Linked DNA regions of Homo sapiens: region 1 is linked to region 2. Evidence: chromatin loops called from intact Hi-C (ENCODE). Cell type or tissue: ascending aorta. All regions are shown on one strand. Links, peaks and the distances in the headings refer to the core of each region. The heading gives the core; the rest is flanking DNA.

Evidence for each region. Hi-C counts contacts between places; a loop is a spot of excess contacts. Peaks named below come from ENCODE experiments on the same cell type or tissue, not always from the same donor. Only the 100,000 strongest peaks of a DNase experiment are listed, where the experiment ranks them.
Region 1: it touches region 2 in a loop (4-fold over the local background); 16 of 110 quality-filtered maps call a loop at or near these places.

What each region holds. Positions count from the first base shown.
Region 1 is chr10:113,438,814-113,443,611 of GRCh38, reverse strand. No RefSeq gene overlaps it. Among named protein-coding and RNA genes, the nearest start is that of HABP2, 110 kb to the left of the region's middle. In ascending aorta, for the core only: a CTCF peak has its summit at 2,149; no DNase peak of the experiment used is centred there.
Region 2 is chr10:113,518,794-113,523,792 of GRCh38, reverse strand. No RefSeq gene overlaps it. Among named protein-coding and RNA genes, the nearest start is that of HABP2, 32 kb to the left of the region's middle. In ascending aorta, for the core only: a CTCF peak has its summit at 2,405 (motif pointing right); a DNase peak (open chromatin) is centred at 2,442; H3K27ac peaks cover 2,025 bases.

The DNA of each region.
Region 1 (4,798 bases), core at 271-4,270, 80 kb after region 2:
TTCCCTGGAGAAATAGCCAAGAGTGTTGGGCTTTTCCAAAGGGACTTCAGCGGAAACTTGGGAGCAGTATAGACACATCTTCACAAAGGTTTGGATGGGGCCCCTTGACCCAATAGGAGAGCTAGGAGGGGGCTTTCTATTGACCTTTGAAGGTCAAGCTCCTGACCCCACAGCTCTGGGCAGTGTGGCTCAGAGGCTGCCTCTCTAGGAGGATCCTGGAGTAAAAGTGAGTCACAAATGAGCTAATCACCATTAATGTGTCAGCTGAAACTGCCAGTCTGACATCCCTCCTAATGGCTGACAAATGTCAGGGTGACTTGTGTGCTTTTTTTGTTAATTAAATTGGTTAATTAGGTCCCAGAGGCCTAGCTGCTAATTATGAGCTGCAGCCGAATATGAGCTAAAAAAAAAAAAAAAAAAAAAAAGATGCAAGGAAGTTGAAACAAAAGAGAAAACACACACACACACTTACACACACACACACACAAACACACATCCCCAACTCCTTTGTGTTCTTTACAGTCTGTACTGTTACCTTCTCTTAATTTCTGACCTGCCACATGTTACTACCTTCTTGATGTGTTCAAAAAAAAAAAAAAAAAGGAAGGTAAGAAAAACTCCAATTCTGCCTTTTTCCACAAGAAGCATCTGCTCCATCAGTACCTTGTTCATTAATTTTCTGCCAATTAGCAAGGGAAAAAAAGGTAGATGGGGAGGGGGAGAAAAAAGTCCAGATTTGCAGCCTAATGCGTTACCTTGTGAAGATCATGTTTTCAAAATGACACGTTCCCTCCCTTTTGGAGAAAGAGGCGGTAACAGTCAGCCAGACCCTGCTCTGACTTGTTGGTGGAAAAGTTGATGAAAACTTTTCCCAGAATTTCATAGAACAGGCCCCAGTCACAAGTATGAAATCACAGGGCAGTCTACCCTGTGCCACTGAGGAAGAATCTGCCTTAAAGGTAAATAAAGGCACTTCCAGCTCATGGAGGAATCTAGCAAGTTAGAGCTGCAAGTGAGTGTCCCCAAGAAGTACCTTCCAACACTCAACCACACACCACTGGGAGCGTCTTCCCCCAGTTCTCACTTCCAGTTAGAGGAGAACATTGAGGAAGTTGTATCTTCCAGCTTCATACCTCTGGGTCACACCCGTTCTGAGAGCTGGCAAGCCCCAAATAAACTGGCTGATGTTCTTTGGCTGGGGGAGAGGGAGGAGGGATGGGAAGGGGCAAGGAGGGAAACTGAGGTAGTGGAGAGAGAAAGGGGAGGAACTCAAAGGGCCTTTGAGGCAGAATCATATTCTTTTCAGCTCCTGAGTTTCCAGCAGTGACATTTAGACTCTTTAGGGTTTAGCTGTTCCAGCTTCAGCTCTCCTTCCGCTCAGAGCCCTGAGCTAGAAGAGTCTGGGCCTTTGAAAATATGTGGCTAGAAGCTCAGGGACTGCAAGAATATGCATGACCCAGACACTACTTGGAGCAGTCTTCCCCTGATGCATTTAGGTGAACTTGACTTCTTCTCCCAGTTCCACAGTTTTCCCTCCCAGCTTAGCCTTGGAGTCCAGAGCCCACCTCCTGGCTTCTGGTTCCCAGCTTCCACCTCACCCAGTCCTGCACATCTGCTTCTGGGGATGCGAGCTGTCTTTGGCCCCTTCACTGTTCCCAAGGCCTGCACTCAATGGTTCTACCTTTCCCGAAGCCTTGAGGAGTTATGGGCAGGAGCCACAACCCACACAGAGCCTTCTGCCTCCCTCATGGCCCTGCCTTCCAAGCTCCAGCACCTTCATCACCACCTTCTATGATCACTCCAAATTTAGACTGCCTCGCCCAACTTCTGGCCAGAAGTCACTGAGACAAGTGCCTGGCAAGCTCAAGGCTAAAAGCAAAGCTGCAGGTTTAATAACAATTCTACTTGAGTCTCTTTGTGTTCATTAGCAGTGGCGTGTGTGTATGTGTGCACGCGCACATGTGTGTGCACATGCATGCATGTGTGTGCGCCCCAGCTGTCATTAATAGCAGTGTCTGCTTGGGGTCATTCTGAGCAAAGCACCTTTGAAGTAATTTTCAGGAGAACATGGTAAAAATCTGTGGGACAGTTGGTGAGGTTGATTATGCCGTGCCAGGGAAGACAAGACAGGCAGACAGTGCCCCACAGTGGGCAAAAGCGTGGCTCTGTCTCCTGATGACCAGGGTCCAAGTCTTGTCTGGCCACTCACTTGTTGCACAACCTTAGATCAGTTACTTCAACATCTGTGAAACTCGTGTTTTAATCTGTGACATCCCTCTAATAACAGTAGCTGCCTCCTAGGTGGTTGCTGGGAGCAAATGAGACGAGGCCTGTGAGTGGTCAGCACAGAGCCTGGTATGCACCGAGTACTCGGGAACCATTAGCTACTGTACGTCCTTTGCCCGCTTGCTCATTCATTTAAAAGCTAACGTCCACAGGAGCATCAGTTACACCAGGAACTTGGCATCAGTGTTGTGGGTGCCTTGCTTATATTTAACTTATTCTCAAGAGTTTCTTTTTCTTTTTTTCATATTTAGTAGAATGGCATATGCTGTTTCTCTAAGAAACTGTAGTATTTATGACTCTTAAACCCAAAGACAGCTGGACACGGTGGCTCACGCCTGTAATCCACTTTGGGAGGCCGAGGCGGTTGGATCACCTGAGGTCAGGAGTTCGAGAACAGCCTGGCCAACACAGTGAAATCCCGTCTCTACTAAAAAATACAAAAATTAGCTGGGTGTGGTGGCAGGTGCCTGTAATTCCAGCTACTCGGGAGGCTGATGCAAGAGAATCTCTTGAACCTGGGAGATGGAGGTTGCAGTGAGCCGAGCTCGTGCCACTGGACTCCAGCCTGGGCGACAGAGCGAGACTCCATCTCAAAAATAAATAAATAAATAAATAAAATAAAATAAAATAAAGAGACACCAACATTCTCTTTGGATTTATGATGGGTACTGCTCTGCCCCCCGGGGTCTCATGTGAGACCCAAAGGAGAGGTGAGGGGTGGAAGAAAAGGGATTCTCATACTCTATAAGAAGTCAAACTGTTCACCCCATCACACCATTCATATTGTCTAGTGCTTTCTACAGAATCCCTTGTAGGAAGGAGCTGCCTCCTGCTCTCTGAGGGAGGAGAGGCTATTTAAGTCCCAGTCCTCAGAACAGGGAGCCCAGGGTCTCTTTGGGTGTCCCCATTCCTTTTCGGTAGAGAAACCTCACAATTTCCATTTTCTTTTGTTGCATCATCCACTGAAAGGGAAGATAATTTGACTGCGCCAAAAGGTAGGGTGGCCAACTGTCCTAGCTTGCCCAGGACTGAGGGGACTTCCAGGACATGGACTTTCAGTGCACAAGGGCAGAAACTCCCAGACAAGTCTGGATGAGTTGGTCACCCTTCTGGAAGGCAGATTTTTAGCTATTGGTTTACGAGAGTCAGTGCAGTTGGGGGAGGTGCTAATTCCAAGCCACCCAGCAATTTAATAAACTCAGTGAAAACCTGAGGCATCTCAGAATATCAGCAAACTGTAAATGGATAAATGTGGCTTGGGGGCTTCTGACTGCAGAAATCACAGAAACACATAATTTCCCAGTTGCACAGTACATGGGCTGTGGGTCTCACCCCCTTGGAAGTTGGAGTCCTATATGGGAACTTTTGAGAATGAAGTCCTGAATCGACTAAGCTGCTCCCCACAAATACTTTCTGGAATACAGAGAGGGAGAGGAAGAGATGTTTAAGAGTCAACAAGACAAAAACAAAAAACTCAGAGGGGCCTTGTGGAAACTGCCCAGCAGAGGCAACTCCTGAGGGAAGTCGACCTGGTGCCAGGGCGCAGAAAGCTTGCTCTTCTCAACTGGGGTAGATCTTTCAATCCTGACTTGAAATGAAGGGGCTAAGCATGCTTCCTTCAGATTTATAAAGAATGCTGCAAGAAGAAACGAAGGATCTGTCTCTCCACAAGAGGAAAGAAAGACAACAAAAATTAGGGGAAGAGAACTAACATGCATTGAGTGCATAAAATATGCCTCCCCATCTATTTTACAATATTTCCATTTAATTCTATATTTGACTGCTGAGGGGACCAGGGCTGAGAAAGGAAAGTAACCTCTCCAAGGTCACTTGGCTAAGTGAACAGACCTTGGAATTGTAATCATAATGATGATAATTCAATAAAAATAGCCCTAATAATGGAGAAACAGTTAAAATGTATTAAGTGTTTCTTAGGTCCAGGCACTAAGATACATTCTTTGATGTTTAATCCATCTAATCCTCAAACAGCCTTCCAAGTTTGTACCATAATTAAGCCCATTTAACATGCAGGTAAATTGAGGATTAGAGAGAACATGCAAACTACTAAAGGATAGCCAGCCAGTAACTACAAGAACTGGGGTTTAAACCTATGTCTGGCTTCATAGACCATGCACTTCCCATTGCACAACACACTTGATCCTTCTCAGTTTATAAAAACACTTTTGCATATGTTACCACATTTAACCATTGAAACTGATATTTTCTAGATTTAAACAGTGAGGCCAAGAGAGGATATGACTTGCTCCAAATCTTATAGCTTGTTAGTGTAGGAGCCTTGCAGAAAACTGACTCCAAGTCTAGCACCCTAGGAGAACCATGGCCCTATGTGTCCACTGGAAAAAAATATATATATTCTTCCAAAATGGTGGCTTTGTCCTCTTGCCCAACTGGAAGCTTCTTAAGTAACTGGATCAACCCCTAGGGATCCGTGAGTGACTCAGAATGGGAAAAAGATGCTTATTATACAGGGCAAAGAAATGTGAGTCAGATA
Region 2 (4,999 bases), core at 592-4,591:
AGTCCAAGTGACTTTATTACCCATTAGGAAATGGAGTCTTCTAATAAAGGAATTGTCCCTCTGACCTCCCTTCTGATTGTTCGGGTATTTCAGTGAAATATGTACTTTCTTTCTTAGCAACAGGGACATTAGGACTCCTGTGCATGAGACTTACTGTTCCCTGTTACCAAAAAAAATTTTTCCTACTCATTTTAGGTGTTATTGTGAAAAGGATACTTGACCCAGATATGCAGTGTCTTTTGGAATAACCATATCGCAGTGAATGCCTCTTAATTAAGCCATGACCTTCGCCCAGTTCGTCTTTTTCCTGAATGTGCTCTTTCTTTTCCTACCCAAACTGCTTTGAGTAAAAGCGAGGCTGGGCCCAGAAAGCATGAACTATTTTTCTCTCTTTTCTTTCTAATATCTGTAGCTCTAGCTCTGGCTCCAGTCTCCCATTTACAGCTGCCCACAGGAAATTGCATAGATGTCCCAAAGGCTCTCCAAATCCACATGCCTGAAACAAAGCACATTCTCTCCTCGGTGCCCAACCACACTTCCTGGTGGAGGTGCTGTTATTCTCCCAGCCTGTGGAGGTCAAGGTCGGAGAAACCATTTGGATGGCACCACTTTCTTCATTCTTAATGTGCCAGGAGTCAGCGCGTCCACCAAGCTTTCCTTTCCAGCATCCCTCAGCAGCTTGTCCTGAGTTCCAGCCCTCCTACTCAGTCCCTTTGCAATCCACCTGGCACTGGCTGCCAGAGATATCTTGCCCCCATAGGACCGTTACCACGGTTTCTTGCCCAGCAGCCTTTGGCGATTCCCTGTTGCCTACTGCTTTAAGTCAGCCTGAAGTCAAGGGGCTCCATAACCCAGCCTGTCTTTAATTTCCTTCCTTTTCCTATCAGATCTCTCACTCATAATTCAACTTCCTTTACTGCCTCCAGCTAAAATGCTCTCCTCCTTCCTCTATACATCTTTAATCTACCCATGTGCCAAGAGCTGGAAAGGTAAATTAGATTGTATGCCATTTTCCCATTCTGCTTAACTGTTATAACTGCCTGGAGCTGTATTATGAGAATAATTCTGAAATTATATTCATGATCTATGTGAAAGAGATCTGTAATCGATTAGTGATGTCTGCCATGCGTAAGGCGGGAAAGAGCGAAGCAAACAGACTCTGGCTAGAGCCAACTGATAGCAGCCTGCCTCCTCCATGCAGCCTGGGACAATGGCAGCCCTATGGATCACCTTGCCCATGACCAATTTATCATATTAATAATAAACACAGGATTGCAATGGGCTCTGAGAAGAAAAATACCTGAGATATCTGCCTTTAAAAAAGCCATGGTGGTGCTGGGCTCGGTGGTTTATGCCTGTAATTCTAGCACTTTGGGAGGCTGAGGCAGGTGGATCGCTTGAGGCCAGGAGTTCAAAACCAGCCTGGTCAACATGGCAAAACCCTGGCTCTACTAAAAATACAAAAATCAGCTGGGCATGATGGCACATGCCTGTAGTCCCAGCTACTTGAGAGGCTGAGACAGGAGAATTGCTTGAACCCAGGAGGTGGAGGCTGTAGTGAGCCGAGATCGCACCACTGCACTCCAGCCTGGGTGACAGAGCAAAACGCTGTCTCAAAACAAAACGAAACAAAACAAAACAAAAAACGAAAAACAAACAAACAAAAAAACAAACCATGTTGAAGAGTCTATTTACCCAGGTTTTTATCACATCTCACCCGGTTCTCTCTCTGCATCAGACAATTAAAAACCTTACTTGTAACAATAATGGCTAGCTTTTATGAGAACTTACTCTGTGCTGGCACCATGCTAAGGCTTGACACATGTCATCTCAGTTAATCATTATAGTTTTGCGAAGGAGGAAGGGGGTACACCTAAAAGGCCATCTTGCAGATGAGGAAACGACATTCAGAGCAACGAAGTGACTCCTTCGAGGTCACCTAGGCAATCAGTGGTGGGGCCAGGATACACATCCAGGGCCATTTGATTCCAAACCTTGGCTACTAGATGAATGGGTATTTTTGTTTATTAGTGTATGGTATTGTTCACTTTTGATGAAGGTGTTAGAAATAGACAGCAAAGTCTCTGAGTGCATAAATTTGTCACACACTTTGTTATATTTTTCCCTTCCACACCCAAGTACCTAACACAGGCCTAAGTCAGAGTTGATGGAGTCTCTAATGCTCTTTTTGCGGCTGCTCAGGCCCTATCAATTGCTGCTTATTATTTATTTTAACATATTTTCAAGGCCCGAGAAGGAGGATCACATTACATACAGTCTATGGGGAACTGGGCTCAAAATGACTCAGGGATCCCAAAAAGATTGTGCTCCAACAGGTAAAAATATCCCCCTGTGGCCTCATTGAAATTGCCAGCTTTTCCAGATGCAGCAGCAACTTTTGGCCACAAGAGGACAGTAAAGACAAGGCTACCAGGACCAAGTCCGACCAGCCTCTCCATCCAGGCTTCACAAGCGAGCAGAGACCTTGGCAGCAATTACTGTTTCTTTTATTATGACCACTGTCATACAATCTTCAGATGAAATGCACTTCAACAGGCTGATGCAAAGATCTAATGACTTCCCTGCAACTTCCAGCATAAACGAAGCTAAAATGGCCATTTATGCATGCATGCATTTGTTCCACCTGCATTTATTGAGCACCTACTGTATTACAAGCACTGTACTATCTAGGGGAGATGATGGGCAAGTACACTGAGAGACCTAGTACAGGTTTCCAAGAGGCATCGGAAGCACCAGAGGAGGCACTGTGCTCTAAGAGAGTCAGGAGGGCATCTCTGAGGAGGTGACATTTGCACAGGGTCTTGGAGAAGGTCTGGGAGCTCACTAAATAGAGATGGCAGGGGCCAGTGCGGGGGCTGGGGCAGGAATCCCAGACAAAGGGAGGAGGGAATGGCAGCCAGAGACATCACTGGAGCGGATATGAATCTTTGTACTGCTTGCTGTGGGCTGGAATTTGAAATTTGATGGCTATTTTTGGAATGAGATTCCTGAAACGCTCCCCTGTCTTCTTCGGTCAGGTTTATAACCATCCATGGGAGTGGAGCTCTAGGCTCTGACTAAAAGGGAGCAATGGGGACCTCCTTTTCTAGAAAGTTCTTGTGATGATAGCCTTCCTGAGCAGATTTGTGGGAGTTTCCAGCCAGACCATTCAGGATCTTCCTCTGGAGCAAGCCCAAAGGGGCCTGTGCAAGGCTGGGTAGGAACATGAGGGGCCCTCCCAGCCCCCTCCTGCACTGGGCTGGAGGCGGGCTGAGGGCCCAGCTCTGTCTTCAGAAAAGCAGCCACAGTCCCCGAGCAGGTGGGTTTCCAGCCCTGCTTTTTCTCCCTGAGCTCTTTTCCCCAAATGGCCCTTTCCCCTTTTCTGCTGCTTAAGCCTTGCCCAGATTCTATGGCAAACAACAGCTATCCTGCCAGTTGACCTGAGTCACTGGGTATAGGAAGGGGCCAGAGCTCACATGGCCATTCAAATCTAGGCTTTGTCTGCATCTTGGCTCTGTGAACTTGGACTTGACATTTAACCTCTCTGGGTCTCTGTTGGCTTGTGGTGAGGTTGACAGAATACAGAGGTAACTGTCTGTATACTTGGGTCCCAAGTGAGGGCCTAAGTTATGGACTCCAACTTGCATGAGTGTCTTGGGGGCACATTAGGTATGTCGGGGCGCTGGGAGCACCTGGGCAAAGGGCTACAACTTAACCTCCCAAGGACCCCATGGGGGAAGTTGAGTGCCCTCCATCCCTCAGTAGGAAATCCCAGTGTGTGAACAACACCTAGACACTATTGGGCAAGGCTGTCACTGCTGTTTCCTCTGGTGCTGCCCCTTAACCCACAAAAGCTGGGAGTTGAGAGGCCTGAAATGAACGAAGGAGGAAGTGCCATGCGGGAGCCGGCCCCTGGGGGCGTTAAAGGTACCCTCACGGCCCCTCTCAGCCACCTCTTCACAGAAGGGACCATTCTCAAAGGGAGCCAGAGCCTGGGCATGCTGGGCCGGTAGAGGGTTTGCCCGGATCGCAGTCAGGGCTGCACCTCCGGCCAGGAGGCTGAGAGGGAGGACATCCACCCAGCAACTGGGGAGCAAAGTGGACAGGGGTGGCCGAGCCCCAGGAGGGGAGAGTGTCAGAGATGTGTGACAACTGAGAGAAGGCCCTGCTGGGTCCATTCATCCTCATCATCTTCTTCATCATCATCATCATCCTCAGGATAAGATATAAGAACAACAATAAAATAGTAACTTCGATTAACAAGCACCTACCATGCCCCGGACATTTTCCACACACAAAATCTTCACAGCAGTACTTCCAGGTAGGTGGCGTCATTGTTCCCATCTTACAGATGAAAACACCGAGGCTCAGAGAGTCTAGGCAACTTGCCAGCTTGCTTTTAGCAGCAAGAATCAGGATTCAAACCCGGACGTACCAAACTTCAATCTTTGGCCTCTTTCCAGTTCCACACTGCCTCCCTGAAAGAATTAGTCACTCTTGATCCAAAAGATTCCCATTATTTTTTTCTTTGATAATGTGGTTACTCTGAGTTAAAGTGACTCTAACTCAGAGGCAGATTCTGAAAACTAACAGATGCTTAAGAGCTAAGCAGTGACAAAAACAGAATCTTGTGTGCAGGAAACAGAGACCAGCCCTGTGCTGCCGGTGTCCCATCACCGCACTTCCCATTCAGTAGCCCAGCAGGCTGGGCCAGATTTGCAAGCCCCCCGTCCCTCCTCATGCTTGCCTGGAGAGTGGACATTCCCTTCCCTGCAAGGATGGGACCTCCAGCTCTAGTCCCACTGAAAGCCAGTGACTGAGAGCCAGATACACCTTGTTTCAAGTCCAAATAGTGGCTGTGTGGCCTTAGGCAGGTTTCCTAACCTCTCCAGGCCTCATATGTAAGATAGGGTATAGCCCGACTTGCAGAAATCTAAGGTGCCACAGGTGATAAAATGCACTATTATTTTAAATACCACTGGAAAAAGTAAAAAAAAAA